6 separate regions of the Mus musculus genome follow, and regions 2, 3, 4, 5 and 6 are each linked to region 1. The links are chromatin loops, found by intact Hi-C in ENCODE. Cell type or tissue: heart. All regions are shown on one strand. Region 1 has its middle 64 kb from the start of Gm35023. Region 2 has its middle 6.6 kb from the start of Tgfb2. Region 3 has its middle 45 kb from the start of Gm35201. Region 4 overlaps Rrp15 (ribosomal RNA processing 15 homolog (S. cerevisiae)). Region 5 has its middle 37 kb from the start of Gm35201. Region 6 has its middle 15 kb from the start of Gm35341.

The links. Hi-C counts contacts between places; a loop is a spot of excess contacts. Peaks named below come from ENCODE experiments on the same cell type or tissue, not always from the same donor. Only the 100,000 strongest peaks of a DNase experiment are listed, where the experiment ranks them.
Region 2: it touches region 1 in a loop (6-fold over the local background); 25 of 42 quality-filtered maps call a loop at or near these places.
Region 3: a loop joins it to region 1, with 4 times the contacts of the local background. A loop is called at or near these places in 9 of 42 quality-filtered maps.
Region 4: a loop joins it to region 1, with 8 times the contacts of the local background. A loop is called at or near these places in 21 of 42 quality-filtered maps.
Region 5: a loop joins it to region 1, with 2.6 times the contacts of the local background. A loop is called at or near these places in 8 of 42 quality-filtered maps.
Region 6: it touches region 1 in a loop (2.3-fold over the local background); 4 of 42 quality-filtered maps call a loop at or near these places.

The regions. Positions count from the first base shown.
Region 1 is chr1:185,679,975-185,684,974 of GRCm38, reverse strand. No RefSeq gene overlaps it. Among named protein-coding and RNA genes, the nearest start is that of Gm35023, 64 kb to the right of the region's middle. In heart, CTCF peaks have their summits at 154 (motif pointing right) and 2,877 (motif pointing left); no DNase peak of the experiment used is centred here; H3K27ac peaks cover 1,112 bases.
Region 2 is chr1:186,710,138-186,715,137 of GRCm38, reverse strand. No RefSeq gene overlaps it. Among named protein-coding and RNA genes, the nearest start is that of Tgfb2, 6.6 kb to the right of the region's middle. In heart, a CTCF peak has its summit at 2,135 (motif pointing right); no DNase peak of the experiment used is centred here.
Region 3 is chr1:186,180,260-186,185,259 of GRCm38, reverse strand. No RefSeq gene overlaps it. Among named protein-coding and RNA genes, the nearest start is that of Gm35201, 45 kb to the right of the region's middle. In heart, a CTCF peak has its summit at 2,495; a DNase peak (open chromatin) is centred at 2,409; H3K4me3 peaks cover 228 bases; H3K27ac peaks cover 1,695 bases.
Region 4 is chr1:186,719,239-186,724,238 of GRCm38, reverse strand. It overlaps Rrp15 (ribosomal RNA processing 15 homolog (S. cerevisiae)), which reads left to right. Exons shown (of 5, transcript NM_026041.2): 5 at 2,693-3,153. The coding sequence ends at 2,836. Among named protein-coding and RNA genes, the nearest start is that of Tgfb2, 16 kb to the right of the region's middle. In heart, CTCF peaks have their summits at 2,074 and 4,320 (motif pointing right); a DNase peak (open chromatin) is centred at 2,098.
Region 5 is chr1:186,172,256-186,177,255 of GRCm38, reverse strand. No RefSeq gene overlaps it. Among named protein-coding and RNA genes, the nearest start is that of Gm35201, 37 kb to the right of the region's middle. In heart, no CTCF peak of the experiment used is centred here; no DNase peak of the experiment used is centred here.
Region 6 is chr1:186,390,665-186,395,664 of GRCm38, reverse strand. No RefSeq gene overlaps it. Among named protein-coding and RNA genes, the nearest start is that of Gm35341, 15 kb to the left of the region's middle. In heart, CTCF peaks have their summits at 2,288 and 2,497 (motif pointing left); no DNase peak of the experiment used is centred here.

The DNA.
Region 1 (5,000 bases):
CCTTCTGTAATTGTGTTCGTACCTGATTAAAAATAATCCTGGTCTGACCACAATCCACTTAGACAGATCCAATTAGCTGTCGATGGACAAACATGGACCTAGAGGAAGTCTTTCAGCTGCTCAGATCTTCAGCTGGCCAGGCCTGTAGAGCCGCCTACTCCCAGCAGGGGGCGGTATGTTTTCTGAAGACCATGGCTGTGAGTACTGGGCTTTAACAGTCAAGTCTTCGCTCCCGACTTTGCTTCCAGGTCGTCAATGCACTTGGGTTCTCCATTGCTTACTCTAGCCCTTGCAGTCTCTGCTCATGCCTTCATCAGCGCTGTCTGATTCCCCACACCAACCACGAAATCTAACAATATGTGAGAGGCCCAAGGAGATGGCTCAGTGAATAAGGTGCTCTCCAAACCAGCACGGAGACCTGTGCTTAGATCTCCAACACTCATGTGAAAGGCAAGGCTCACGGCACGGCTTGTACCTGTCATCCCAGCACTAGAAGGTCAAGCCAAGAGGCTCGTTGGGGCTCGGTGGCCACCTAGGCCAGCCAAATACATGAGCTACAGGTTCAGTTAGAGACTCTGTCTCAAAAGATAAAGTAGAAAGTGATTGAAGAAGATTCCCAGGGGTGATCTCTGACCTCCACCATACCTGGACACTGTGCACACACATGAATGTATTCACATACATACAGAAGGGGGTGGACATTCATACACACACACACACACATATCACATAAAAACACACCACACTCACAATAACATAAAATGGAAACGAATGAATGGATGAATGAATGAATGAATGAATGAAAAATGGTGTTTGTGTATGTTTTCCCCATTGCCTTTCCAAATAAGAAACTAGAAAGGTAAGTCATTTAATTGAGTTCTGATGGTTCAACAGCTCGTGTGCTGTACACTTTATCAACCACCAATTAATAAGTTAATTTAAAGACAACTGACAGGGCCCTAGGTGGCTGAAAACAACCCATACTGTAACTAAGTCTAGAAATCACCAATCTACACTTCACTTCATACTGGAAATTAAGTGTTCTTAAATCACTATCAAGCAGGAATTGTAAGAAGAGACTTTGGTAATTGTGGGGAAAGAAATGAGAAGGGCGAGGGAGGAAAACATACGTGAAGAACAGAAAAAGTTTTTGAATGAGAAGGTAGGTTCTTAGTTCCACAATTCCAGAGGCCTCAGTCTTCCTCAAAAACTGTGTGTGTGTGTGTGGTGTGTGTGTGGTGTGTGTGTGTGTGTGTAAAACCATGCACATATTATCATCATGGTTTCTTAAGGTCTCATTCTGTGGCCCAGGCTAATCTGGAACTCACTGTATAGCCCATAGTGGCCTCAAATTCAAAGCAATCCTCCTGCCTCAGGCCCCCAAATGCTAGGATTACAAACAAAAGCCACCACACTTGGGGAAATCCTGAACATATTTTTGACAGTATTTTGCAGCTATGCTTGGGAAGGTGAGGTTTGTCTTTGGGTTGTTTTCACACTTAGATTATAAACGTTCCTCATACATTTTCTTAAGCCTCAAACAACTCAAATATAAGAATTGCCACCCTACAAATGAAGAAACACATGCCTGGGAGATTAAACAATAAATGGGAAAGCAGAGCTCCTCAGTGCACATCTCTGAATCCCAACACCAGGGCATCCCTGTCTTCTTCTACCCTCTCAGGAGTGACTGGCCACACCACCTGGGAGGCCCGGGAGCTTGACTCTGGCTGGTCCTAGGCCAACTACGAGTTTTGTTCTAAATCCTCCACTGATTCAGCCAGAACTCTGGTTACTCTACAAGAGAGCATCCTTTCTGTGTGTGCTCTGTGTGTGTGAGAGCGTGTGTGCGTGCGTGCGTGTGTGTGTGTGTGTGTGTGTGTGTGCGCGAGTGTGCATGTGCGTGTGCGTGTGCGTGTGTGTGTGTGTGTGTGTGTGTGTGTGTATGCACGACTATGCATGTTCATTCACCCGTGTGAATGTGAGCACATGTGTGCCCATCACAAAAGGGAAGGTCAGAGGACAACCAAGCTGGTGTTGATTCTTATGTTCTAAGCATCTGGGACAGAGCCTCCCCAGGCAAGCTGGCCTTTGAGCATCAGCGATCCTCCTGTCTGTACTTCCCAGGAAGGAACAACGCTGGGACTGCACAAGTTTGAACTACATCATCTCCCCAGCCTGGGAGTTCCTTGAATATGCTAACAGACATATTTTTTTGAACTCAGAAGTCTAGTTATAAAGAACAGCCAGAGGCTTACAATCACCTGAGTCTTGTTGCTTAGAGTATTCAGGCTTAATGATCACTCAGATCTGAATGCTACACAGTATCTCCCCGGCTGGGGCAGCCCAGGGCCCAAATTGAACTTTAGGGTGGGATGAAAGTTAGGAGGCTGCTGAAGAGAAGGGGATGTTTGCCAGGACAGCTGTGGAATGACTGGCGTGGAAAATAACAGTATGTGGTCTAAGTTCCTTGAGTTCTCTGAAAGAAAGAGCAATTTTAAAACTCGGTTCCTCAGCTGCATGTCTCTGGTGCTCTGGCGTCCTGTGTTCTCTGGCTGCGGCTCTGTCATTTTTCCTTTCCTACATTTTAAGAGGAGGAAGAAAAGGACTGGGATACAGGGGATGGCCCCTCATTCGGGTTTGTATGAATAGCACAAATGGGGATTGAGATATTTTTAAAAAGAAACAGAAACAGACATAAAGTTGGGTGAGGGGTGGCATTATGGAGGTTGGTGAATCTGGGATGAGTTAAAGGAAGAATGGTGAGTGAATATAATCAATATGTATTCTATAAAATTCTCAAAGAATTAATAAATTTTTAAAAGTTGGTTTAGCAGGCCCTTAGCCTTCCCGCAGTGCCTAGTCTTCGAGCGCCCCCTGCCGTTCACCTCCAGTACTCGGCCTTTTCTCTGAGCGCACCTCTTTTCAGCCTCTAGTTATAAAGGTTACCCGGCTACCAAGGCATACACTGTGCTGCTGGGTGTACAACAGGCTTGGAAAATAGCAAAATTAAGTTGATAAAAGTTGTTTCCTGTAGGAGTGTCTCGGAATTCAAGTGGAATGTGGTTCACTAGAAGGTTTAAATAAACCTTCCTTCTTAAACATCTACTTTATCATGAGAACGGCACTGTTTATTCCGCCGGCGATATCTCGTGTCGAAATCTAAACAGTATTTCTTCTCTAATGGAAGCGAGACAGAAAGCCTTGCCAATCAAACAGGCAAGAGAAGCCGGCATCAGACAGCTGGTCTCTGTTTTCAGGGATAAAATTCACATTCATTCACCCAGGCTGGCTCAAAATTTGGAGACAAAGCCGGGAGAAGTCAGAGCTGCAGGAGAAAGTTGCCTTGGTGATTCTTCGATTCTCTCCTTTCTCTCTTCTTAAAGACAAAAAAAGAGAGCGGGGAGGGGAGAATCCCATAGAATCTAAAAGACACAGCAAACAAAAAAATAAAGCAAACTGAGCCCTGAATATATCTGACAATGAATATATTCCCAGTCATTTGTGGATCGTTTAGTTTGGAAGGAAGGTTTCACGCTGTAAGTTGGTCATGAATTTGAACTCACTGTGTAGTTAGTGTGTTTGTGTGTGTGTGTGTGTGTGTATGTGTGTGCATGTGTGCGCGCGCAAGTGCATTCGCTTGCATACACGTGTACACTCTTGTGTGCACATATAGGTGTAGTGTGGGTGACTTTGTGTACCAGTGGGTGCAGGTGTGTAAGCTTATGTGCACCTGTCATAAGGGGCCTATGATCCCTCTGGAGCTGGAGCGAACATAGGTTGTAATTCGACTATTTATGGGTGCTGGGAACTGAACCCCAGGTCCTCTGCAAGAGCAATAAGCACTCTTAACCCCTAAGCCATTTCCTGGAGTCCTGATTTTTTAACTTCTGCCCATGCCTAAGTCCTGCTATAATTTCTCATTTGCTTAGCACTAAGAAGAATTTACAGATATATCCAAGTGGCAGCTGGTTTTGACATTGGTGCCTCCCGGATATTCAACTGACCTGCTGTGTTTCAGAGAACCTGGCCACCCTCAGGACCCTGCATTTCAGATTTCCTTAGAAGTATTCAGAAGTCCCTGATCACCTTCTGGCTGCCATCCCTCAAGGGGTGGCAGGCGTTGCTCAGAGATACTCCAGCCCGGTGACTAATGATGTTTTAAGCAAGTCTCTATTAGCCGTAAGGACAAACAAAAGAGCATTCCTGTCTCCTGTCTCCCGAGCCAAGTACCAAGGCTTTGCTGAAAGGAGATATCTGACTGTGGAGGATGCCCAGTGATGGGGCTTTTCCCATCATAGTGGAATCCAGTGAGGATTACAAACTCATTTTTATAGCATTCCAGTTTCTCTTATAAACAACGTCTTTTTTAAAAGAATGATAATTTTTTAAAGAAGACAAAGGTGTCGGGGCAGACTGAGCACCGGATATGTTTACCAGTGGATCTGTTCAATTACATTTGGGAGTGGTTTTGCGACCGGGCCCCATGTAGCCTAGGCTACCCCCAAACTTACTATACAGCTGAGGCTGGCTTTGATTTCTTGACCCTCCTGCCTCTGTTTCCCAAGAGCCAAGACTGTAAGCATGTGCCCCACGCCCGGCTCTGGCTCCGTCCTCATCCCTTCCTTTTGTCTACCTAAAGTCTGCACATCACCAACAATCTCGTCCAAAAAATCTCTCTTGCGTGTGCCTCGCTACATCACCATTTTCCATTGCCACAAAGCAATGCGGGGCAGGTTTCATCTGGAACCCCCTTCCTGTTCTTCTGTACTTGGGAATGGCCTTGGTCTAAAGCACTATAAAAAGAAATATTACTCATCCTACTAACATTTGTTTATTTATCTGTATTATGGAGAGATTTCCTTCCACTGGACACTCACAATAGTGTCTGAACCAACAGAAAAGAGAACATGCGTGTCCCTAAGACCCTTTTTTCCTTTGGGAGTGGTGGGTTGAAATGTTGCTTACTTAACTCCCAAGACATTCAACTATCCAATCTA
Region 2 (5,000 bases), 1.0 Mb before region 1:
GGAGCAGCCGGCTGCACAGGACACCATGACCCTAACGTGCTTGACAGGAAGCGACAGCAGCTACTCAGGAGTCTACTGATCTTCCTCGGATGTCCCTTTCAGTTCAAGAAACCACTCACAGGAATGCTGCTTTGGAATTGTTTTTAATAGATCAAAAACCACATACGAATTCATTGATTTTTTTTTTTTGAGAGTGTTAATGTTACCTGAAAATTCCATATTTTCCCATTTCAAATGATCAATGAAGACAAAGAAAAACATACCCATGATGCTAATGTGGTCATGGGTGGTGTAGGTGAGAATTTAAATGTATTCAACATTAATAAAGACATTCTTTATAAGACTGACTTTCCAGAGTCTGAGAAGACAAGTCCTGTATTGAAAAGCCTATTATTTGATGGAATGCCACAGTCTTGCTCCTTAGGAAATGAAGGGAAGAGATTTTGTCTCAGCAGGTTGACCAGTTACCCCAGGGGAACATGGCCCACAGAAGCCCAACTCTTTCCTGTCTTTTCACCTGCTTCCCTGTGCCCCTTAAGGAGTGAAAGCTGATTTTTAAATGGGCACCTGTTTTCTTGGTTTATTGTAGTCCTCTTCCATGTGAGGACACCTTCTGCAATTTCAATTACCCATGGAAACCATGTTTTAAAAACACGAGTGGAAAATGTCAGTAGTTCACCTGCTTTAAGCTGTGCGCTGTTGTGAGCAGCATGAGAGAATGCATGACTCTGCCTGGGAAGGGACCCTCCTCCTGCCACTGGATCCACACAGTACTGCCAGCCCACGGGTAGCCAAGTTGGTCATTGTATTGCAGTGCTTATATTCAAGTAACCCTAACAGTGACCGCAAAGGACAATAATGGGTGCCAGCAGTTTGTGCCAAAGGGAAGCTGTAAAAAGGCTTCCTTTATCTGAAAAGGTGAAGTTATTGTCTTAGGAAAATTACCGAGGTTGCAGAAAGATATGTAATATGGTGGACTACTTTTAGAGAGAGTACATTTATTACAGTATATTTTAGTAATTATTCTAATTATATACTGAAGTTAATTATACATAGTAACCATAGGTATGTATATATAGGAATAAAGAATATAAACAGGGCTTGTTACTTTCCAGTTCTAAGCCCCCTCAGACATCTTTAAATGTCCCCTGTGGATAAGGAATGCCCACCATGTTAACTGGTACTGATGACTGAGAGCAAATTAGATTCTAGAAATTGAACTCTTAGGGGAAAGATGATCAAGCATGTTTAAGTTAGTGGCCCTACTCGTGGCATGAGCGTGTGGCCAGTGTAAGACAAACTCAGGCACCAAGCAACAAGAGATGCCTATCTTCCTGCCAGTGGCGGCTTCCAGTTCTCTCACCCCCAGGGTGTGTTTGCATAGCTGAGGCCAGTTTATTGCATAGCGTGTTGCTGGAGAAGCCATTACAAGGTCCTGCCCAAGCATGTCTGATAATTAAAGGGTTATATATTTTGATTATCTGGGTGCTGTCTAGCACCCACAGACTTGGTGTGGCTCCCTTTAGTACTGAGATGCAGTGGATTGCCTTGGACTGCTGATTTTTGCTTAACACAGTGGCTGGTGTTTTTGTTATGCTTTAAAAAGATTGTATTTAGCTTAGAATGTTAACATCTAGGACGTAACAGGTGACAAACATAATTAAGGATGTCCCATTGTCCCTGATTAAGGACTTTGTGTTTGTTTTAAGGCAGAGATATTATTAAGCTCAGGCCTCATTGTGAGGATGGCCCTAAACTTAACACACACACACACACACACACACACACACACACACACACACACACACACACACACCTTTATCTCCTCAGTGCTAGGAGACCTGTGCACTGGCATAGCCTTTGATCCTCTGTAGGCATCAGACCCAGGCCTTTCCAGGTACTAAGCAAGCCCTACTACCTGAGCCACATCCCCAGCTCCTGACCCAAGCATGTTTCCTAAAATGTCATACTTTAAAAACGGTCATTTTTATTTTATGTGCAGTAATAGAAAATATTCTTGAGATAAAAATGTTAATCATGCTAGGTTTTTAATATGATGCAGTAACTGTGAGGAAAATATTCTAGCTTGAGAGCATGCTGTTTCTGGAGATTGTGAAATACCACGTATGTCCTCCAGGTGGCAGAGTTTCTGCTCTCATTGAATTTCTCTCCCCCAGAAATTGAGTAGTTGCTTTTTTCACGAGTGTAACTGGCATTGATTAAATTGTTACAGCTGGTCAAATAGCCAAACTGACCCTAGAACAGTTTGTTCACTAATGATCCCACTCAATGTAAAATCCTAAGACAGAGAGGCTTCTCCAAGGAGCAAATAAAACCGGTCATCTGTAAGATGGTTTCCGAGTTGCTGGGACTCGGGTCACCATGACACATGGTTGGTTGCTGATTTCTTTCTCTGGTTGATGGATAGCTTGCCACTTGTTAGGAACTCTAATGATGCCTTTGTTTTTAAAAACACATAACAGACCAGATTCAAAAACCACAAATAGGAATATTGATCACACCTTTTGAGACACAATTCCCTCAGTTACTTGATGTTAACTTTTCAGGAGTCCCTGGCTTGTGGAAGCAACAGGTTGTGTTAAACAGGAAAGAAAATTTTATTTTAAAATTGTGTTCATTATTGAGTATGTGGGGGGTAGACAGCAACTTATGGGAGTGCTGTGTTGTGTGGGTCCTGGGGAATTGAACTCTGGGTCGCTAGATTTGGTGGCACGTGTGTGTGTTACCTGTTAAGTCATCGCACCAGCCCTACTGCAGTATGACAGGGAGACACTTGTTTCTCATGTCTAAGGATATCTATTATTCGTTTGTTTTCTAAAATGCATGAAATGCCTGTTAACTCCCAATTTTTCTTATATTATTAGTGTGTGGGGGGGTGTTCATCCATAGTGTGTGTGTGTGTGTGTGTGTGTGTGTGTGTGTGTGTGAGTGTGAGAAGGTCAGGGGACAACTTGGACAACGGTATAGAGTTGTGCGAGTTCCAGGCATGGAACTCAGGTCACTAGCTTCTAGAGCAAGCAGCTTTATCCACGGAGCCATCTTTTGCTGGCCTCCTCATCTTTCTTATGGTTGTTACCTGTTTTCTTCCCACGTGGGAGATTGGCTGGCCTGTGACCCACAGCTTCTTGCAGACTTCACTGCTGTGTGCGGTGGTGTAGTTTTAGATGAATTACTGAAATCGTGGAGTAAGTGTTTTCAGAGGGGAGCTGTGAAATGATGTTGAGATAAACAAGGCTGGGGGATGTCGCGCATGATGTCTCGTGGCCTCTTTTCCCACCAGAGAGAAAACCAGAGCCATTCCTATGGGCGAAGACTTGAGAGCAGCTTCACCCTAACAGGACAGCCTGTGGTACCCTGCCTCCTTGCTCGTGGTGCGTTTATTTGTTGTATTCTCTTCCCACGCTGCCTGAGTTTGTGTGATGAGTGAATGATGTGGCTAATTTCATTAATAAGAACTTTGATTAAATCTGTGAGTTCTCTAACGTTCTTTTCTGAGAGTTGGAGTAGTCACTAGAGAGTTGTGGTCAGGACTCTCAAGTTTTACGCATCAAAGCCATCTATCTGGCTGTACTTTCAGAAATAGTTATTAACATATACTTTTGCTTCTTAAAATACTTATTTACCAGTTTTTCCATCAGTCATACAAACCACAGAGAGGCTTTTTTTCTTTCTTTTTTTTATGCAATTACTGTTGCCCTGTGTTTCCTGCTTTATTTTCATGTTTTTAAACTGCAGAGCGAGGTAGTAGAAAGGCAGAGTTGCTTGAGATACAGGTTGATGACTTTGCTAGTAGAATTCTTCACAGTCTGAAGCCCCCTGAGGGGAAAGGTGACAGTCACCTACAGCATATGCATCTTAAAAATGCTTCCATTTGGGTCTCTGGAGATGGCGCAGTCAGTAAAGCCCTTGTCTCGCAAGCAGGAACACCTAAGTTCGAACCCAAAACCCACAGAAAAAACCAGAAAGAGTCCGGGCCCCACATCTCAGTATTAGCATCGTGTGCGCAATCGTGTGCGCAATGCCCTTGGTAAATGCTGTCTTAGTCGATGGATTTCACCAGGGTCAAGGAATTAGAAGCATTGCTAAATGTTAGAAAAACCTGGAGAGGGGCGGCAACCTTGGTCACTGGGCAGGCAGCTTCACTCTTGACGGAACTGTCTCCAGCCGGACTGGACAAGTGAGTGGTCCAGCCTGGGAGCATGGTCATCACACAGTGATTCGTTCTTTAAGGCTGCCTGGATGCTGGCCTTCCTTGTTCTTACCTTGTAACCATTCTCTCTCTGACCAGCACAGGTCTCTTAAAGGCCCCCTCATCATGGTCCCTGCCACTGCCCTATCGCTTCATCCTGAGTTCAATGTACAAATATCAAGTAAAATAGAATAGATTATTGTTGTTCAGGGAGAGAGGTGCCTGTATGCCTATGTGCATGTGTGTGTTGGGGGGGAGGATGCTGCATGCACGCCTATGTGTGTGTGTGGGGGGGGTGGGGGAGGATGCTGCATGCATGCCTATGTGTGTGTGTGGGGAGTATGCTGCATACATGCCTATGTGCATGTGTGTGTGTGTGTGTGTGTGGTGGGGGGAGGATGCTGCATGCACGCCTATGTGCATGTGTGTGTGTATGTGGGAGAGGATGCTGCATGCACGCATATGTGCATGTGTGTGTGGTGGGGGGAGGATGCTGCATGCACGCCTATGTGCATGTGTGTGTGTGGAGGAGGATGCTGCATGCACGCCTATGTGCATGTGTGTGTGTGGAGGAGGATGCTGCATGCACGCCTATGTGCATGTGTGTGTGTGGAGGAGGATGCTGCATGCACGCCTATGTGCATGTGTGTGTGTGGGGGGGGAGGATGCTGCATGCACGCCTATGTGCATGTGTGTGTGGGGGGGGAGGATGCTGCATGCACGCCTATGTGCATGTGTGTGTGTGGAGGAGGATGCTGCATGCACGCCTATGTGCATGTGTGTGTGTGGA
Region 3 (5,000 bases), 500 kb before region 1:
AAGAACTGAACTTAAACTTGGGTGGGTACTAGGTGAGACAGGATCTTGGGGGACTTGGGAAAGGGGAAGAGTAAGATCAAGTATATGTAAATTTAAAAAATGTTTCAAACAATAAAAATTGAAAAGGAAAGACTGAGTGCGCAGCGGTGTGTGCCCAAGTAATATTGGTGATTTCTTTCATTTACTTGCTTTTGCCTTGTGTGTGTGTGTCTGTCTGTCTCTGTGTGTGTGTGTGTCTGTGTGTGTCTGTATGTGTGTCTCTGTGTGTGTCTGTGTTTGTGTTTGTGTATCTTTGTGTTTGTGTGTGTCTGTGTATCTTTGTGTCTGTCTGTGTGTATCTGTGTATGTATCTGTGTGTTTGAGAGAGAGGCAGAGAGAGAGAAAGAGAGAGAGAGAGAGAGAGAGAGAGAGAGAGAGAGAGACTTTGAAATAACTTGTAATTTAGTTACATTTTGAATTTTAAAAGCAGAAAAGATTGGCCAGCTATCTGAGGTAAGCTGTATAAGATTCCATTTCTAAAATAGTGATAAAATTCTTTAATGACGTTTCAGAGTAATTTGCACCAAAATTTGTTAGTTTCATTTTACTTTCTTAGAAGGAGTAATTATAAGACTAAATGAAAACACACATGAACGAAAACTCCTGACAAACCAGAATAGTATTTCCAGGGAGAAATGATGTCTAAATAAGATGGCTTCCATATCCCCATGTGTTATAATATTGCAAATATTTATGCTCAAGGTTTGCATCTGTGTGAGGAAAATAGAGTCATGAGGAGAATCAAACAGTTGTTATTACTCTTTGGTTTGTGTTTTAAAGACACACACGCACGTGCAGACACACACACATCACATATATTTCCTTTTTGTGTCTGGCCGTTTTTGATATAGAAGACAGTGTCAGGGGACTCTCTGGGACTAAAGTTATATACAGATGTTCAAATTATAACACTGAAACATGGGAACAGTTTTGTTCCCATCCTTAGAGACTGGCCCTGGCTCTCTACGTACAAACTGATGTACTCAATTCCTGATTTTTTTTTTTTTTTGGTTGAATTGTCCACATGCATTATAGCAGTTGAGGGATTTTATTCTCATATCTAAACCTGTTGTCAGAAACAACTCTTGCCTTGTGCCCTGTGTTTTGTTCAATGTGAGGTGCCTGAGTTCCCTGGGCAAGCACTCATTGTTCAACTGGATCACCAGTCTACAGAGAAAGCAGCTCTGTGACCAGGCTGAACTGGCTGACTAAGGAGCAGAGATATGAAGCTATTCCAGGGGCAGAGAGAGAGAGAGAGAGAGAGAGAGAGAGAGAGAGAGAGAGAGAGAGAGAGAGAACTATGTAAAAGTAAAAGCAAAGGAAAGTGGGGGGAGGAGCGGGGAGGGTTCGGCAGCCAACAGCTTCGATGGAGAAAGCTAAGTTCAGAACCAGTCATCCAGATTGGTCTGCGGCTGCTCACAAGAACAGTAAGGTTTTCCTTCCTTCTCTCTGAGTGGGAACAGTGTCAAGACAGGCATTTGTACATGATCGTTGCAAAGGGCAAGCAGAATAGCTCAGTGGGTAAAGAGCTTGCCAGGCAAACGTGAGGACCAGAGTTCAGATCCCCAACCCCTTAGTAGAAAAGTCAGGTGTGGTGTCATTCTCTGCCCTGAGGAGCAGATCTAGGCAGGTGCCTGGGGCTTATAGACCATTTAGACTCATTGGTGAATTCCAGCGCCCATCGAGGAGGGAATTTGTCTCACAAATCAGAGTGAAGGATGCCTCGCCACCTCCCAGTGCGGAAACATGTTGCCACGTTATACAAACCGTCCCTTTCTCTGCCTGTCCATGTGGTTCATCTGCCCTGTGCATCTCAGAACAAAGAAAAAAAAATCTTGCAGGCTGGTTGTAAAGGTTTTGTTCACAGAGGCTGGCCCCAGGGCTAAATGGGTGAGTCCTGCCAGCCACCAAACCTAGCCTGTATACCTGTATACACGTGCAGCATTTCTCTAAGCAAACTGTTTCCTTAATATGGTAAAATCTGCGGCAGCCAAGGGGAAAAACCTGTGATCTCAGAACCCAAAACTGATGACGGAGTCACAGCCCCATATTCCTGAAAAGCACTCAGGCTTTCTTTCTGATCAAACCAGAAGCAAGCAGGAGAGCTGGGGGATGGGGGCGTGCTGTTCACCGCTCACTCTCAACAAACTCTTTCTCCCGTGAGGCAGAGAGCACAGTGGTTTAATTCACAGCTTCTGGGGCTTTTAAAAAATACTAAACCATTCAAAAGTTTTCTATACTAACCAGCGTATCTAAAGATCCACAGGGATAAATAAACGCGGTGAGCTGGCAGGGGCCTTCGGTGGCATAATGACTGCTGGTTATAAACAGTAAACAAGATATAATCAGCAAGCACAGACGACTGCCCAGTCACGCGGGGCATAAATCATTAGCCGAATGACTTCAGCAGCACTGTCTCCGAAGCAAAATTAAGCCGACGGTTCCCCCTGTGGCAATAATGAAGTACTGTAATGCTGGCATAAATAAATAAGTAACCCAGAGAAGAAGGCTTTGTTGTGCCTTGGAAATGATCGAAGGTTAACGTCTCATAAATAACTGTGTAGCGCAGCTCTCATCTCGGGGAAGCCCTTTGCAGGGGTCAGGAGTTAGGGAGGACGTTGTTGTCTACTCCTGTAGACATGGAGATAGGCACGGTGCCTGCTCCCACAGTCCCTGCAGCTAGCGTGTGCTGTAGGTAGGGCATGGAGTCGCTGACATATTACCAATCTCAAAATGACAAATTTCTCTCTACTGTAAAGGCAGATATCATTCACTGATTCAGAAAGAGCCAAAGAAATGCTAAGCAGAACACAGGACAGAGAGAGGACAAACCTCTAGCTGGCCAGGGGCTCTCAAGCTAGATTGCCAACGACCTGAAAGGGAAAAATTTTCAATTCTGACTTTGGCCACAGGACCCAGCCATATGTCTTCCACATTCATTTTGCTGAGTGCCAAAGTTCATTTAAAAAAAAAAAAAAAAAGAAAGAAAGAAAGAAAAAAAGAACTGGCTAATCACTTGTTCCTCTTGGATAAGTGAACTTGGCTATGGGACGTGATCACACAAAAAGACTCCAGGGAACATCTTGATCCCTGGCTGTGCTGACTCAATATCTTGTATTTCTCACTCCAATTTCTTTATCTGTTTTACGAAGTCAATATAGCTTTATCACCATCTCTGAAAAGGAGAGATCTGGGCGAACTGCTGTGAGCTCGCTGACTTGTAAACACAGCCACATTTGTATCTTTTCACAGTGCTGGGCTTTATTAAATAACAATCAGCTAGGTTGGTTTTATTGGCAACATTTGTCAAGGAGTCCCAAAGTCTCCAGGTAGCTGGCTGAAGAAATAGGTTCTTTTATTCTAAGCTCAGATCACACATTACAACAGCAATTATACCACACACACACACTACACAGTAAATATATCAATACTATATAGACATAAAACTTATGTTAGGTTACACATGGCTACCACTGCAGAATTCTACACTGTACAAATAGCAAACAGAGAGAACAGTTAAAACAGACTGTGTCACCAGTGAAGGCAAATCAAGCTGAAGACCCTGGGATGCTGGAATGTTCCCTGCCTGTTGTCCCTTTAAAGCACACACAAGGTATCAGGTGACAGATCAGCAGAGTCACCACTGTACATGGCAGTATTATATGTTCCAGGTGAGGAAGTTTCCTCTTTCCTAAGGCTGGGTGCTTTCCTGATATGATTGAAATAAGCTCATGTGCTTAGATCATCTCAATGTACCTTAATTACATATGGTAGCATGTTTTCTCCTTCCAGGAACCAATCATTCATCAGCCTGTGCCTCATTGGCTGACAGAGCGAGCCATTTGTATGTACACTGAAGTGCGCAATCATCCTTCATCTTCAGTCTGGATTCAAAAGCTGCAGGTGAAACAGTCTCTCTCAAGGCAGGGCACGGACCACTGTTTTGCACAACATGGGGTGACTGGAGTGGGGCCGAGCCTGATTCAACACTGGCTTAGTGTCTTTTTCAAATGTCTCAATAGTAGAGTTTACTTTAAAGTAGCATTTTAACAATTTCCACTGGTTCTAGGTTCCTACCTGTGGGGAGACTTCTCTTCCACAGCACAGCGTGCCATCTGTAAAGTGAGCTACCAGCTTCAGGGTCTCTTTAAGTAAACTAAGATTATGTCTGATTTGATGGGACAGGGACGCAGCCTACAGTTTTACAGATGGCTTTCACAGGGCAGACACTTCAAAGGCTTAGATTCCTAATCTTGCCCTTCCTTCCCTGCCCCTTTCTATTTTGATGCTTCAAACAGATTGGCATTAACAGATCAAAGCCTACGCTCAGCAGGTCTGACTGTGGTTATGATAGCTTTGCCTCTTTGAATATCTGCATCCTCCTTTATTAATCTATAATGAGAAAATATAAACGGAAGGTTCATTACCTCTCTGTCCTTATAGGAATAAGGCTTCAGTTGGTGAGTTATGTAACCTCTGAGCTTACATTTCCTTGGATGAAAAGATCACCCACGTGCTTGACTGTGGAACAGAAGTGAACATTTGAATGAAATGGCAAATAACACATCCAACGTATGTTCAAAGACAGGTCAAAGCCAGATTGAGGGCAAAGCCAGTATAGTTATGAATAAAACATTGTTCACCTCTTCTCCCTGCTCACCTCTCCTAGCCTCTCCTCCCTTACACTTTCATGATCTGCCTAATTTCTTCAAGAACCCTATGAATCCATGAGGGTCTCCCTTTATGTTCAATTTTGGTTGCTCCCATCGCCTGTGATAGTTATGACCAGTTCAGGCCAATGCCAACAAGAGAAATAGGAATGATACCTGTTTCAGGCTAAGAGTGAACCAATCCAGAACCAGCTGGTCCAGATGGATTGCCAGGGCTATGCTCTACCAGGCCAAAGGATCTTCCAACCTGAACACTCATTCAAAGATAGTAGCTGCCAGGTTTGGCGAGGC
Region 4 (5,000 bases), 1.0 Mb before region 1:
TTTTCTGTGTATTTTAGCGTTAGTTCTGCTGGGTTGTTGATGGGAGGTAACAGGTAGTAGAGCAGCGTGTGTAAGAGATGTGGATTTTGGCCTGTGCTTCAGGGCTGACTTGCTCATGAATGCTTGAACAAAGGCTTCATGTCCTGAGCCCTCGTTCCCTTTCGTCATATGGAGTGATATTCCCACCTGGCAGGCACTCAGAGAGTCAGAAATGTGGTGCTGCAGAGGGTCTAGCCAGCACACACCGACTCAGTAATACAGCAAAGACAGCCACAACAGGCAGGCAGGGTCATCATGATAAAATGTAAGTAATAGGACCAGCAGGGCTCCTTGACAGATGCTCTTGAGAAACTTAGAGGGAATCTGGGACTGTAAATGACAGTGTAGCCATCTGGTTTTGTTTGTCTCTTGTTTTGCTGTCCTGCCTTGTAAGGTCTCTTTGCACTCATGTAGTCTTGGAAGTCACATTTCACCCCAGACTCACTTATTTTAGTACAAAGCTAGGGTTTGGTGCTCTTTGCCACTGAGCAGCGTATAAGCCAGGGTCTCCACACTTTCCTATATTCCTACTGAGGTATTCTTTATAGAAGCCTCCATTCTCTGCGGGGATCCATCGCCCCTCAGGGTGTCCCTGTGACCATTCTGCTATTTAAATGCATTGCTGTGCCATCCGAGGTTGCTCCCATATTAGCTAGCACCCGAGTGTCCTGGTTCTTGTACCGTGTCTCCATTCACTCTTACTGGTTGTGTCAGTGCTGGCAGGAAGGTTGTGGCTTGGTGATGGGATCTTCTGCCTGCTTGTGCCCTGTGAAGTCACTGCTGTACTGCATTCCATAGGCCTGGCATGAGGTTGTTCTGGAACTTTCCTTCACGCTGAGCCTGGAGACTTTCTTCTCCCTTGGCTGTCTCTTCTGCACTGCAGTTAAGGAGCCTCCTGAACGGGTTCTACTTCACACTGTCTTCTATTGTCTGTCTGTTTTCCTGTGTGATTGTCTCAGTTTTACCTTCTCACCTGCCTCCCTTCTCCTCAGCTTCACTCCAGGTTGGCCATCCTTGATGTCTAATGGGTGCTTTAAAACCAAAGTGAACCTGAATTCCAGGCTGAGAGTTCCTTGCCTAGTCCATTAGGCCAAACCTGCTGTATTTTATTTAAACAAGAATTTTAGCTATTCAAATTACAGACTATGAAGTATGCTTAAACTGTCATAATTTCGAAAGCCCTCAGACTATCTGGAGTACCAATCTATTTATTGTTCCTGATTCTCAAAGACTGAGCAATCTTGTTTCACTGCCTTTTATAATTCTAAATTGTATTGTTGATAAATTTAAAACCCAAACCAAAAAAAACTGAATTGAAACCAGGTCATGATGGCTCATTTTTATAATCCCAGCACTCAGGAGGCTAAGGCAGAATTGCTGCGCGTTGAAGTCCAGCTTGGGCAACATACAGTAATGAGTCGTAGTCTAACATGGTTTGCAGTATGAGACCCTATTTCAAATTACTACTTTAATCAAAAGCTTTGAGCAGTTAAGTTGGCCAGCCTGCTGTAATTGTTGGTCCTGAGTGCCAGCAAGAGCATGGGGTTGAGTCAGAAAACCTGGAATAGCTGTGGAGCTTCCGCTCCAGAGAGTCCAGCAGTCAGTGGGGAACAGGGCCCGGCCACTCACCTGACAAGCATTCCACTGTCGTGGTCTCACACCACACGAGTGTTTCTAGTCCCCAGTGCTGGTTCCACTGCAGCCGGTGTCGATACGTGAACTACTAAGTCAGCTCCCAGTCTATGCAGTTGTCTGCCTCCCTGGCTCCCGGCTGTTCTGGGTGCAAGCTGTGATTTAGTTTTTTATCCCACAAAGGCAGAAGCGGTCCATTTTTCCTCTTAATACATAAATAGGTTCCTAAAAAATAAACAAGCTGTAGCACAGTTATGTAATTAGCTTGTGAAACCTTGCGGACATTTTGGTGTCTTTTTAAAAAATGCTTGCTACATAGACACAGCCCCCAGATGGGATAGATTTGCAGACTACCTGTGGTTGTGAGAACAGGACTTGGTTTTGGTCACGTCAGTGTTGCAGTACACACGACTGCCACACGGTGGTGCTGTTGTTCCACAAAGGAAGGCGTGTGTCCTTAGCTCCAGGTCTTACCCCGTGGCTGCGTGGAATGACTTGTCTCCTGAGTTTGTTGCTTGCTTCAGTTACTTCTAACTCCTGGGCTTTATTAGTTCCCGACTCCGTGACTGTGTCAGGCAGTGAGACCTTGTATGTCCGCGCTGCTACAGACTCTGGAAGAGGCACTGTCTCAAGCAGCTGCACAGTGCCAGTTAGCTTCTCGCTTCAGTGCGCTTGGGGTTAAACTTTAGGCTCCATTAAAGTCACTGCCAAGGATTTTCTAATAAGGTACCACCAAAGGTTAATTAATGTTGTCCAAATATTTTTAAAAGTGATGCCAAATCTGTATTTTCCCCAACTCTAAATTATTTTGCTTTTATGTTTCATTGGTAGAATTGAAATTTTTTCTTTACTCTGTATTTGTATATACATGAGCACAGAATATAAAATCAATTTTATATTATTTTGGTTTTATCTCATTTCAAAGTACATATTGAAAAGTTTGTTTTGAAGTATATAATTTTTAAATTTTCTTTATGGTTAAATTGATTTGTGAATGTTTTGGTTCTGTGATTTTTCTTAGACTGAAGTGAAATCAGAAGAGAGCCCAGGGTGGAAGATTCTGCGAGATGATTTCATGATGGGAGCCAGCATGAAGGACTGGGACAAGGAGAGCGAGGGCGAGGAGCCTGCTGGTGGCAGGGCAGAGGCCGCAGCCAGCCGTTGAGCGGCAGACGGGAGCATCCAGCTCCGCTGCAAATGACCCGACGGTTGGGAGCCTGCGCATGGCCATCTGCCAAATGCTAGGACTTCCTGAGAACCTGTGCTCTAGGGTTCCTCAGGTGCAGACTGTATTAAAGCTGTATTTTTAATTCTTACAGAAATTTAACCTGTTTTTCTAAAATATTTGTACAGAGAAATATTTTTTTTCTTGAGCAGTAAACTGCAATTTTCTAGGATCCTTTGCTGTGGACACATGCCCATCATCCATCAGGGTTTCTAAAGTGCGGTCCCATTTATAATTAAAGTGAATTTGATATGAAATCTCTGCTTCCCTGCTCAGATCCATAGATCTGTCTGTCACGGAGGGTGGGTGATTGGTGCCGTTGGTTTGTGTGGCTAAGCCTTTAAGAAAAAGGTACATAAAATTTCAAATTGTTATCTTTTCTATTTTAGTTCTAGAAAACCAGTGAAGCTGTGTGATTTCCTCCACTATTTCTGTGAAACTTGGCTCCAGTTACCAAGTCTGTAAGGGAAGTAGGTATTGAGCGTGACGCGCTCTCATGAGAAGGACCCGTCTCTCTCCATCTTTCCATGAAGGGAGCCCTGCGACCACCCATGGCACACACTTGGATCTGCTCTACACTGAGGCCCAACCCTGCCCCTGGGTTGGAGCAGGAGGTTTATGTTTTCAGGCCAAATCAAGGGCTATAAATGTTCCATGACTACGGGGCCCCTGTCAGAGTGAAGCTCGTAGCATGGTGCTGAATGCTTATTATAGGAAAGCCGTAAGGTGCGTGTGTGTCTGTGTCTTCATCTCACTCGGGAACGTAAGTGCCATATTAAATTGTGTGGCTGGTGGTTTTGTCATTTTAATCTAAATAACTGTGAGCAAGCTTTCTCGGTAGTGATCCAGGGATGCTAAGTAATGGGACATTGCTGAGCGGAGGTTAATGCAGCACACAGCGTCTTTGCAGCTTCTGAAGCCCGCGTGGATAACAAAAGGGCATGCACAGCTGCCTGTGATGAACAGGTTGTCCTGGAAGCAGAGCTGACTTCTCTAGCCCTTCAGTTAACTTCAGGAAGTTGAGCCCAGTTTTCAAAGCATACACAAGGAAGAGAATGTTCACAAATTTCTTCTTTCAGAAGGGATTTTATTCCATCATAGAATCAAGTTGCCCCTGGACCACAGTGCCACTTGTAAGAGAGCTCATGACGTAACTTTGTCATGTGAACATGTCTTATAGGTTTTAGAGTCCCTGTGCCTTGGTTGTAAAATACTGAAACAGAACCTGTATGTGCGAGGGGGATGCTGAGGAGCACGTCTGTCTAACTCTTGAGTCGGACTTGTGAGATACCAGGGTAGTCTTGGAAATCTCCATCATCCAGCTTCAGCTTCGCAAACAGGTGTGCACCGCCACAGCCAGCTACTGAGTGTGCGGGAGATGGGTGTAGTAAATGGCCTACCTCTGTGTATGCACCGTGGCCATTCAGTACCTGTGGAGGCCAGAAGAGGGCGTCAGTTGCCCGATAGAGAATCAGAGAATCTGTGAGCCTCCATGTGGGTGCTAGAAATGGAATCTGAGCTCTGGAAGAACAGCCAGTGCTCTTAACTGTTGAGCCATCCTTCCAGCCCCACGGCTGTTGTTTTTAAACATTTGTTTATTTTTGTTTGTATTTGTATTTCTCTCTTAAATATGTGGGCATGAATGTATTGTTCTTGAAAGCCAAAGGAGTGAGATCTCAGGGCCAGAGTTACAGGTAGTTGTGAGACAGTGTGTGTGTGTGTGTGTGTGTGTGTGTGTGTGTGTGTGTGTGTGTACCAGAGGTAAATAGAGATGTCTTCCTCAGTTGCTTTCCAGCCTACCTAGCTGGTTGCAGTTGAACATCAGTATGTCTTACTTTTACATGGTTGTGGGCATTGAATTCAAGTGCTCTTCCTTGCATGCTAAACACTTTACCAACTGAACTACCTTGCAGGGTAAAGAAGTTAATTTTATTTATCTAGAAACAATTATGGAGACTAATAGCCACCAGTGTGATGGTGCGTCTTTTTCCCTTTTCTGGGTGACAGTGTGAAGTACAGTTTCTTGTTGGTTACTGTTTGACAGCCTGAACAATATCATTTCAGAGCGAAAGAATAGGTCATGTCTTTATAGCATGGACTGGAG
Region 5 (5,000 bases), 490 kb before region 1:
ACCCACTCAAGAGCCACTCCAGGGCCAAAGGGGCACCTGCCTTAGAGGAGGGTGTGTTTGAACTGGAGCTTGAAGATTATCTAGCTCAAATATTTTCCAACTGTGCAGAGTAGGCCCCTTGGAGCCTTTGGAAAGAGCATTAAAATGGGAAGGGGTGGGAAGAGCATCCATGGCCTGGGAGAGGAGGGAGGCTCACCTTACTTACCATTCCCAGAGAGACAATGCTTGGTAAAAAGGGGTTTCCAGAGCTTTGGGGTATAAGACCTGTAAGTTTTGTAAGATAAATTACCAGTTCAAGCCTGACGCATAGAGTGCTTCACCCAGCTTGACAAAGAATTAGGAAAGTAGGGTATGCTTGCTAACATCTTCAACTCTGGGGCCTCCCAACCTAGGTACATTAGACGTCAGAGAACAACTGGAAACTGGTTTTTCTCCTTCTTCCATCTCTTTGCCACTATGTAAGACAGTGAATTTCCAGATTCCCCCGTCATTGTTTTCCTTCTGCTGGTGTAGCTGCATTGGGGTTAAGAATCCTCACTACTGCATCAGACTTTGATGTGAATTCTGGGGATCGGAAATTGTGTTGCCCGGCTTGTGGCATAGGCACGGATTCATACGTGCCATTAGATAGAACAGCACTCAGAAAGCCCACTCAAGGCACTGGCTGAAAACAACACAAGCCGTAGATTATTAGAAACTGTTAAAATTCACCAGTGGTTGTGAGCACAGCTGTGTTTTGTGTAGAAAAATAAATCGATCTTTCTGGCTCCACTTGTCTTTTTAACTCTTGTCATGTTTACAAGTTGACATTTAATGACTAGTTAATTTCCCTGTCTGCAATGAATCTCTGTTTTTAGGCATCAACTCTCCTTTGGGGAGAGAGTATTCAAGAATGCATCAAGGTATTTCAACAAGATAATCTGAGTGTCTACTCCTCCTTCAGAACTTTAATCTCTCATTGGTTCTGATCCTTTGGAAACATCTCATCTGGCTGCCCTCTGCTTTTAACAAACATAGGGAACAGTGTGCTGCATTTTCTGTCTTTGGTTTTTGTTTGTTTGTTTGTTTTTGTTTTGTTTGTCTGCATGTCCATCCTTTGGTTCTGTTTCAGCTTGTTCTGTGGAGTATCCACTACTGCCTTCTCTCTCTGATTCCTTGATATGGTCTGTGGTGGTTTGAATAAAAATGGCCCCCATAGGCTCAGAGAGAGTAGCATTATTAAGATGTGTGACCTTATTGTAGGAAGTATGTCACTGAAAGTAGACTTTGAGGTTTTAAATGTTCAAGCCAGTCCCAGAGTCACTCTCTCTTCCTGCTGCCTGCTGATCTGGATGTAGAACTCTCAGGTACCTCTCCAGCACCATGTCTGACTGCATGCCACCATGTTTCCTGCCAGGATGATAATGGACTGAACCTCTGAAACTGAGTTGCTGTAGTCATGGTGTCTCTGCACAGCAATAGAAACCATAAGACAGGTTCTTTATTTCATTTATTCATGGGTATGTGTGACTCTCAAATCAACTTTTCTAGGAGTGTTTTCTTAATAGTACTTCTAGATTAGAAGAAGAGGATGATTTTGTGGATTTCAGGTGCTTTACATATGTGCTGTTCCACACCATATTCACAGGACAAGTGCGTATCCACACCATAGAACATGGCTGCCCTGAGCCTGTGCTGGCTCATCTCGATTACACCCAGGACCTCTGGATCACTTCAAATCTTTCTGGTTGAGTCTACTTTCAGGTTTGAGAGACTTCTGGAATTTGAGAATATACTGTGCTGTGGGCAGTACATGCCCATGTCCTAAGGGTGGACTGTTAGTGAGAAGGAAGATAGAGACAGAACTTGAAATTGTGACATGCCTGATCATGCAGGCTGGTTTTTCCTTGTGTGAGGCTTGGTGAGAAGAAAGAGAAGAGAGGGACTTTGCCAAAGCTATCTGCACATTTTAGCACAGACTCTAGTTGCACGCTTGCCTTCAAGACTGTTGGAAAAATATGTTTGTCATGAGGAGATTAGCCTGCATGGTCTTAAGCAGTCCTCAGCTTGATTTACAACCTCTGCATCTGTAGCATGGCATGTGTGGTCCTGCATGTGAATTCTGGGCTCAGAATCTACTTGGAATCTTGGAATTGGCAGTCTTGGGCCTTTTCAACTTCCTGATAGTATCTTCATGGGGAGCTCACATGCCAGAGGAAACATAGAAAGTTTTCTTAAATTCCTCCTTCTCCTCTTAAACTGCCTGCCCAAGTTTGGGTCATCTTATAGTTAATGATACCACTGTCTACTCTGTCACCCATTACAATCATGCTCTACCACTGAGCCATGCTCCAGCCCTAGAGACAACCTGTAGTTAACTCCCTGCGCCCATGTTCTACTGCAGCTGATGCTCTTTAATGTCCACTCAAGTCCTCCCACTTTCCAGCGTTCATCTTCTGCCCACATTTTCACTGGGATTAAGTTCACATTCTCACCCTGGTCTCCACCTCCTCCCAATTACCTGAAAACTAATCCCTCTTCATCATTTCAAGGGTATCCCAAAGTGACCCTTGCCTTCCCCCCCCCCACCTTCTTTCCTATAATCAATTTTATCTCTGTTTTTTTTTTATAGCCATCCTCTCAGTCATACTCATATGCTTCATTACCCAACCGGTCCAGACCCCTTGCTAATCCCAGGCTATTTGAGAATTTATAAATTGTCATAAACCTTGCCATGCATACACAGTTACTCAAGCTACCCTCTCTGGGCTGCTCCTTCTTTCCTTGTTCTATTAAAACCCTTTTAACTATTCCAGGACATTCAGTCTGTGAACACTGCAACAGTTATACCATGCCATCGCTTCTTTGTACTCAACCAATGTGTTTATCACACAGTTCTGATGCTATATCCACTGTTATGTATAAACGTATCCCTTAAATGCAAATTCTTCATATATAGTGACTGTATTATATTCATTTTATATATGAATTCATATATATATATATATATATATATATATAGAGAGAGAGAGAGAGAGAGAGAGAAAGAGAGGCAGAGACAGAGACAGAGAGACAGAGAGAGAGGCTGCTTTGCATATTGCCTCATGTATAGTAGGCGCTTTATAAATGTTAACTTTGAGGGTCAAGTGTAAACAGAGATTGCTTTAATAAACCTTGAAACAAGTGATGTACTGTATTACTTATAAAGCAAAACTAGGCCTTCTTTGTTCTTTCCTAGTCCATTCTGCCACTCGAAAACATTTACCTGATCACCAGATTCTAAGATTTCCTTCTTCAAAATGGATTTAACATCCTCTCTGGAAGCCACAGAGGCAATGACTGCAAAACCTGTCAAGAATTGTGATAAAAGACAGAACAGCACTGCACGCCTTATTACAAAGACAGGTGTGGTGTCCCAGTCAGACCCAGCACCTGCACAGCGTCAGTCCTCAGAGAAGGCTCACACATGTCCACCACAGCTTCCCCGAGTCACTTATCACCCGTGTCTGCCACTCCTTAGATGGAGACCATCTGGAATTGCAGAGTTTTCCGCTCTCATCTTCTCTTGCGTTTTGATCACCTGCCCTGACACAAGCCTTTTGTCGTTCCGTGTTTATAGTATGTCTCCTGAGCAGTTTATGGATCTGTTTCTGGCATTTCCCCTAAAAATCATTTTGAGAATCACAGCATGAAGCTGGGATGGGGGAATCCAACTTGGGCTGTTTAATTTTCTGTCATGGAACTTCCATATCCTTTTGGCTTTGGGAGCTGGTGTCACTAAAACACAAGATGTTATGGAATACACATGAGCAGGCAAGTCAGTGGAGCCCACTAAACATCTGGATAATCCCAAGCAGGAGTGAATAGCTGCCCATTCCACAAAGGGTTTCCATGTACTTTGTCTAATTTAATTCTTATTACAATCCTGTGAAGTACATTTCCTGTCTCCTAGATTAAATAAAGATTCACAAATCGTTATATCCTTTCACCATCTCCCACAGCTAGTAGTATTCAGGATGGAGCTTACCTGACCTTAATTCTGATGATCTATCCTGTAGTGTAACATATAAAAAGTAGCAAATCAGCAGAAAAGCAACTATTGTCTGTGTTTCAAACGAACTGTATGTATTCTTCTTGTTTGCAGAGTTGTTTCAACCTATGTAATAAAATAGACTTGGGGAAAAGCACACCGTGGCCAGGAAAATAGACAAACTGTATGTAGTGTTTTCAAATGATTTTACCATTAACTAGCGTTTGCGGTCAACTACATGGCTGGTGGACAGTAAGGAGGAAAAACGCAGATTAAAAAAAGGAAGGGCTCTCCCAGCCCCTATGATGTGCTCCATGGTTGCCAGAACCAAATGCTTAATTGCTCCACCCTATGTGGCAGTTGCCAAGGGTTATAGATCAGCCGACCCCAAGGCCCACATTGTGTTTGCTTCTCACACCATGTTTGATTTGCCTCAGAGTAGTTATTTAGAAACTTTGCTGATATATATTTTTTCCATTGAGGATGAACAGAGATTCTTTAAACAGTGTGGACTTGAGTCTCTTACAGATATGATCTCCCTCATTCTGAGGGCTATTTTGCTCACCATTGTCCTAGACAAAGAATTCACAGGAGAAAATAACAGTGCAAAGGAGACCTACTGAGTGACTCCATTCTATCTCGTAATGACAGGGGAAGTGAAGAAGTGCTGCTAAATATTCTGGAAGCTTCCGGTGATGTATTGAGAACGTTTCTCTCCTTATAGACATATTCTCATACCTTAATACATAGGTCAGATATGAGTTATAACTGTTAGATAAAAGATGCTGTTGAAATCTCAGCTGTATTCCCAAAGCACAGGGACCTAAACATTAATGATCAGCAGATCATAAGATAAAGGGTTTTTTTATACCTTTAGTTAGCGAAAAGTAAATTTATTTTTGTTATTAGCGAGGAAAGAAAAACTTTAAACGCATAGATTTGATAAAGAAAGAAAATGGAGCATGAAAGAAGAGTGGCATTTAGTTAATTC
Region 6 (5,000 bases), 710 kb before region 1:
AAATCACCACTAAATGAAATGTTTATCAAACAGCTATGCTATGAGAAAACTCCATTGATACTCAGGTAAACCAGAAGCGGTGTTTTCCAAACACTTTGTAAAATAATAAACATACACGTTTTGAGATAAATCTGTTTGGAATCTGGGAAGGGAAAATACTAAAACATTTAAACCAAGATTAAACTCGCAGTGCCATCCACAAAATATCTATTTTCAAATAGTACATTACTAGAACTCGTGTTAAAGAAAGTCCATAAAGATTCTTTTCTGTTATAGAATAGGGTCACTAGGCTTTGTCATATGATATTCCTTTAGCCTACATCCATTCCCATACTCTCTCTCTACATCTTTCCTCATCTTCTTAGCTAGTGTCTGAGTGTGGGGCTAATCAGAGGCCACACAACCAGAAATGGTGCTCTGTCAGTAGAGACCCTGAGGTCTTTTTTTTTTTTTTTGTTAAGGCATTTTTATTAGATATTTTCTTCATTTACATTTCAAATGCTATCCCCAAAGGCCACTATAGCCTTCTCCCGCTCTGCTCCCCAACCCACCCACTCCCACATCCTAGCCCTGGCATTCCCCTGTACTGGGGCGTATGATCTTCACAATACCAAGGGCCTCTCCTCCCATTGATGGCCGAGTAGGCCATCCTTTGCTACATATGCAACTAGAATCACAGCTCTGGGGGGTACTGGTTAGTTCATATTGTTGTTCCTCATATAGGGTTGCAGACCCCTTTAGCTCCTTGGGTACTTTCTCTAGCTTCTCCATTGGGGGTCCTGTGTTCCATCCTATAGATGACTGTGAGCATTCACTTATGTATTTGCCGGGCACTGGCATAGCCTCACAAGAGACAGCTATGTCAGGGTCCTGTCAGCAAAATCTTTCTGGCATATGCAATAGTGTCTGGGTTTGATGGCTGTATATGTGATGGATCCCCGGGTGGGACACTATCTGGATGGTCTTTCCTTCTGTCTCAGCTCCAAACTTTGTCTCTGTAACTCCTTCCATGGGTATTTTGTTCCCCATTCTAAGGAGGAGCGAAGTATCTACACTTTGGTCTTCCTTCTTCTTGAGTTTCATGTGTTTTGCAAATTGTATCTTGGATATTCTAAGTTTCTAGGCTAATATCTGCTTATCAGTAAGTGCATATCATGTGTGTTCTTTTGTGATTGGGTTACCTCACTCAGCATGATATCCTCCAGATGCATCCATTTGCCTAAGAATTTCATGAATTCATTGTTTTTAATTGCTGAGTAGTACTCCATTGTGCAAATGTACCACATTTTCTATATCCATTCCTTTGTTGAAGGACATCTGGGTTCTTTCCAGCTTCTGGCTATTATAAATAAGGCTGCTATGAATATAGTGGAGCATGTGTCCTTATTACAAGTTGGACCATCTTCTGGGTATATGCCCGGGAGAGGAATTGCTGGATTTTCCAGTAGTACTATGTCTAATTTTCTGAGGAACCGCCAGACTGATTTCCAGAGTGGTTGTACCAGTTGGCAATCCCACTAACAATGGAGGAGTATCCCTCTTTGTCCCCAGCATCCTCAGCATCCTCGCCAGCATCTGTTGTCACTTGAATTTTTGATCTTATCTATTCTGACTGAGGTGGAATCTTGAGGTTGTTTTGATTTGCATTTCCCTGATGATTAAGGATGCTGAACATTTTTTTCAGGTGCTTCTCAGCCATTTGGTATTCCTCAGTTGAGAATTCTTTGTTTAGCTCCGTACCCCATTTTTTAATAGGGTTATTTGATTTTCTAGAGTCCATCTTCTTGAGTTCTTTTTTAAAGGAACCCTACACTACATCCCCACCCTAATCCTAAGGAAATCACATTGATCCTGGAAAAGTTAAAGAATCAGCTTGCTGATGCAAGCAGACATATCCCACATGGACAGTACAGCCTCCAGAAGAAAGAGACCCCAGAGTTACTGACGCCAGCTTTGCCACCACGGGCTTCCGGGATACTGGGAAGGTCATGAGACCCTTTCTGCTCTTTAAGTTTAAATAAATAAATAAATAAATAAATAAATAAATAAATAAATGAAAGAGCAAACAAAGAAACAAGTAAATGACGTTTGTTCTTGGGAAGGACTTTATTTATGAGACCACTTGAGGAATATAGAGGGGTTAGGAAACAGGTTAAAAATGAAGTTTGTCATGAGGAGAAAGGAAAAAGAAGTGGGCCTATGAACATTTCAAAGGGATGTGTTTTAAATTCTGGGAAACATTTAAGACAAAGTTTTATAGGATGAATGTGGTATTGCAAGTGTGTCCCTGAAAAATGAGAAACAGCTTCTCCTGACTGAGACACCTGATCAAATAATCGCTAAGTCTGAGTTGGCAGACTCCAGGCCGCCCTCTCTCCTAGGTCTCACTTGCTCAGCAGCCGCCACCATGTGAAGGGAGCAGGGCAGCCACCAGGGACAAACACCATTTTATCGATGGAAATGCTGAGGCGCAGAATCAGTCAGAGTATGACCCAGCAGCACCACCTTCAGGAAAGCTATGTGAGGGATAGTTTTGTAACCTGAGGGATATTCTGGAAGATACTACCTGGAGTTTCTCTCTAGGAAGTGGGTCTGTAAGTAAATCAGGAAAAGGAAGCTTATTTTAACATTGGTCACTTTTTCTTGGAATGTTTATAATGTCACGTTGAAAAAGAAATTGACTATGGATATTCATTTTTAAAGCTAACCACAGCAGAACTATGAAGTCTGGGGTTACTTTTAGGCTTTGCGTCTACAACGTTCCGACAGGTGTGCATGTTTGAATATATTGACTTTAAAAAAAATACAATATCAGTTTTCTTATACAATGTCTCTAATTTTAATGTAGTTGCTGTATTTCAAGATGGTGAGTGTGAGCAGGGCCTATGGGCTGTAAAGTACTTGGAAATTGGGATGTCTATAAATGATTCCTCTTTTGAATAAGCTCAGTTTACCCACACAAATATTATATATTTATATGTTTGTTTATACATATGTATATATGTGTACATAAATAAATATCTTTGGACCCATTTCCATGTGTCTGGTGGACAGATGAGGGATATGACTCTGTACTTCATGTTCCAGAGGTTCTGATCCATATTCTACAAGTTGTGTATTTAGAGTTTCTACTTCCCAGGCAAACCTTCAGGACACAGGGCAGATCAAGCCCATCCAGGATGGCTTACACGATTACCAGATACAGTGCCTTCATCAGGGCGAGCAAGGGCACAGCTAGGCCTCCACCATAGCCTTAGACATCAGGGTGTTGTATCAATGAATTCAGGAAATATATAAGAACTCCTTGGCAGATCCCCCAGATTAAAACAAAACCAACAACAAAACCCACCAAGACCTCATTAGCTCAATAGACTCTGCCTTGCCAGCTCCTGGAGTGTGGGTGGAGCTTCAACTCAGAGGGATCTACAGAAAAATCCAAGGACACTCTCAAATGGGTGCCATTAGTTTTCATTTTAAAATCTTTGGGGGCCTTACAGAAGCTTTTCAGTTTCATGAGGTCCCATTTATCAATTCTTGATCTTAGAGCCTGAGCCATTGGAGTTCTGAATCCCCCCTTCCCCCGAGCCCCCGTGCCCATGAGTTCAAGGCTCTTTCCCACTTTCTCTCCTATTAGATTCAGTGGATCTGGTTTTATGTTGAAGTCCTTGATCCACTTGGACTTGGACCTTTGTGCAGTGTGACAAGTATGAATCTATTTTCATTTTTCTATATACAGGCTGCCAGTTAGACCACCATCATTTATTGAAGATGCTTCCTTTTTTTTCCATTGCATGTTTTTGGCTTCTTTATCAAAGATCAAGTGTCTATCTATAAGTGTGTGGTTTTATTTCTGGGTCTTCACCTGACACATATACAACAGAGGACTGCCTGGTCTGGCCTCAGTGAGAGAAGATGCACCTAACCTTCAAGAGTCTTGAGGCCCCAGGGAGTGGAGAAGGCTGAGGGGAATGGGGGAGGTGGGGACATCATCTTGGAGATGGAGGAGGAAGAATGGGATGAGGAACTATGGGAGGGAAATAACGACTGGACTGTAAAAAATGATTTAAAACTTTTTTAAAAAAAGAAGAGAGAAAGAAAGAGAGAGAGAGAGAGAGGGAGGGAGGGAGGGAGGGAGGGAGGGAGGGAGGGAGGGAGGAAGGAAGGAAGGAAGGAAGGAAGGAAGGAAGGAAGGAAAAACAAAAGAAAAAATCCTTGGGAGCAAGATTTGGCGAGGCACAACCTGAAACCTCAGCATTTGGAAGGTGGAAGCCATTAGGCTCTAGAATTCACCATGAGACCTGGTACAGATCCAGAGGTGGGTCTGCAGGGCTCACTGACACCTCAGATTCAGGATTTGGCTCCATGCTCTGGGACTCCAAGAGCCATATACCTCCTTTAGAATCTGTTTGGACCCAGATGGCCAAACCCTTTGGCTTCTGCTTTCAGGGAAGGGAGTCTGCAATTCTGCATTGCACTTATTAGCAGAAAGGTTAAATCTGTTCAGACAATGTAGAGAAATCTAAGCAAAGTCATCAATGGGGAAGTGCTACAAAGTCACTAAACATCCTTGGTAGGTTTGTGAAGCTAGTCAGGTTCCTGACCCTCTCTGCCATCCACCTCCCTCGATCTGCCTTCTCTCCCTGAGGAAGTGTGTGAAAAGTGTTAAGAGCCAATAAAACATTCTGTCTTACTTTGTAAAGTGCCAGACATTGATTCTGTTCAGAACACCGTAGGTGGTGACTTCTTGTTCCACTCTCTTTGCCAGTCACTCTGATGGAAAACACTGGGGAAGAGAAGGACTGGGGATGATGAAGGAAGTACGGAAGGAGGGCATTCCTGCCTGACGTAGTCTATTCCATGGCACAAAAGAAGTCAGGATGGCAGTTTTTATGTTTATTGTATAAAAGAAACACAGATGACACAGAGAACTATAATACTCCTGTCTTCACCACCCCATCCATTTCATTTGGATCTTTCTAAGAAATACCATTTTATGCCCA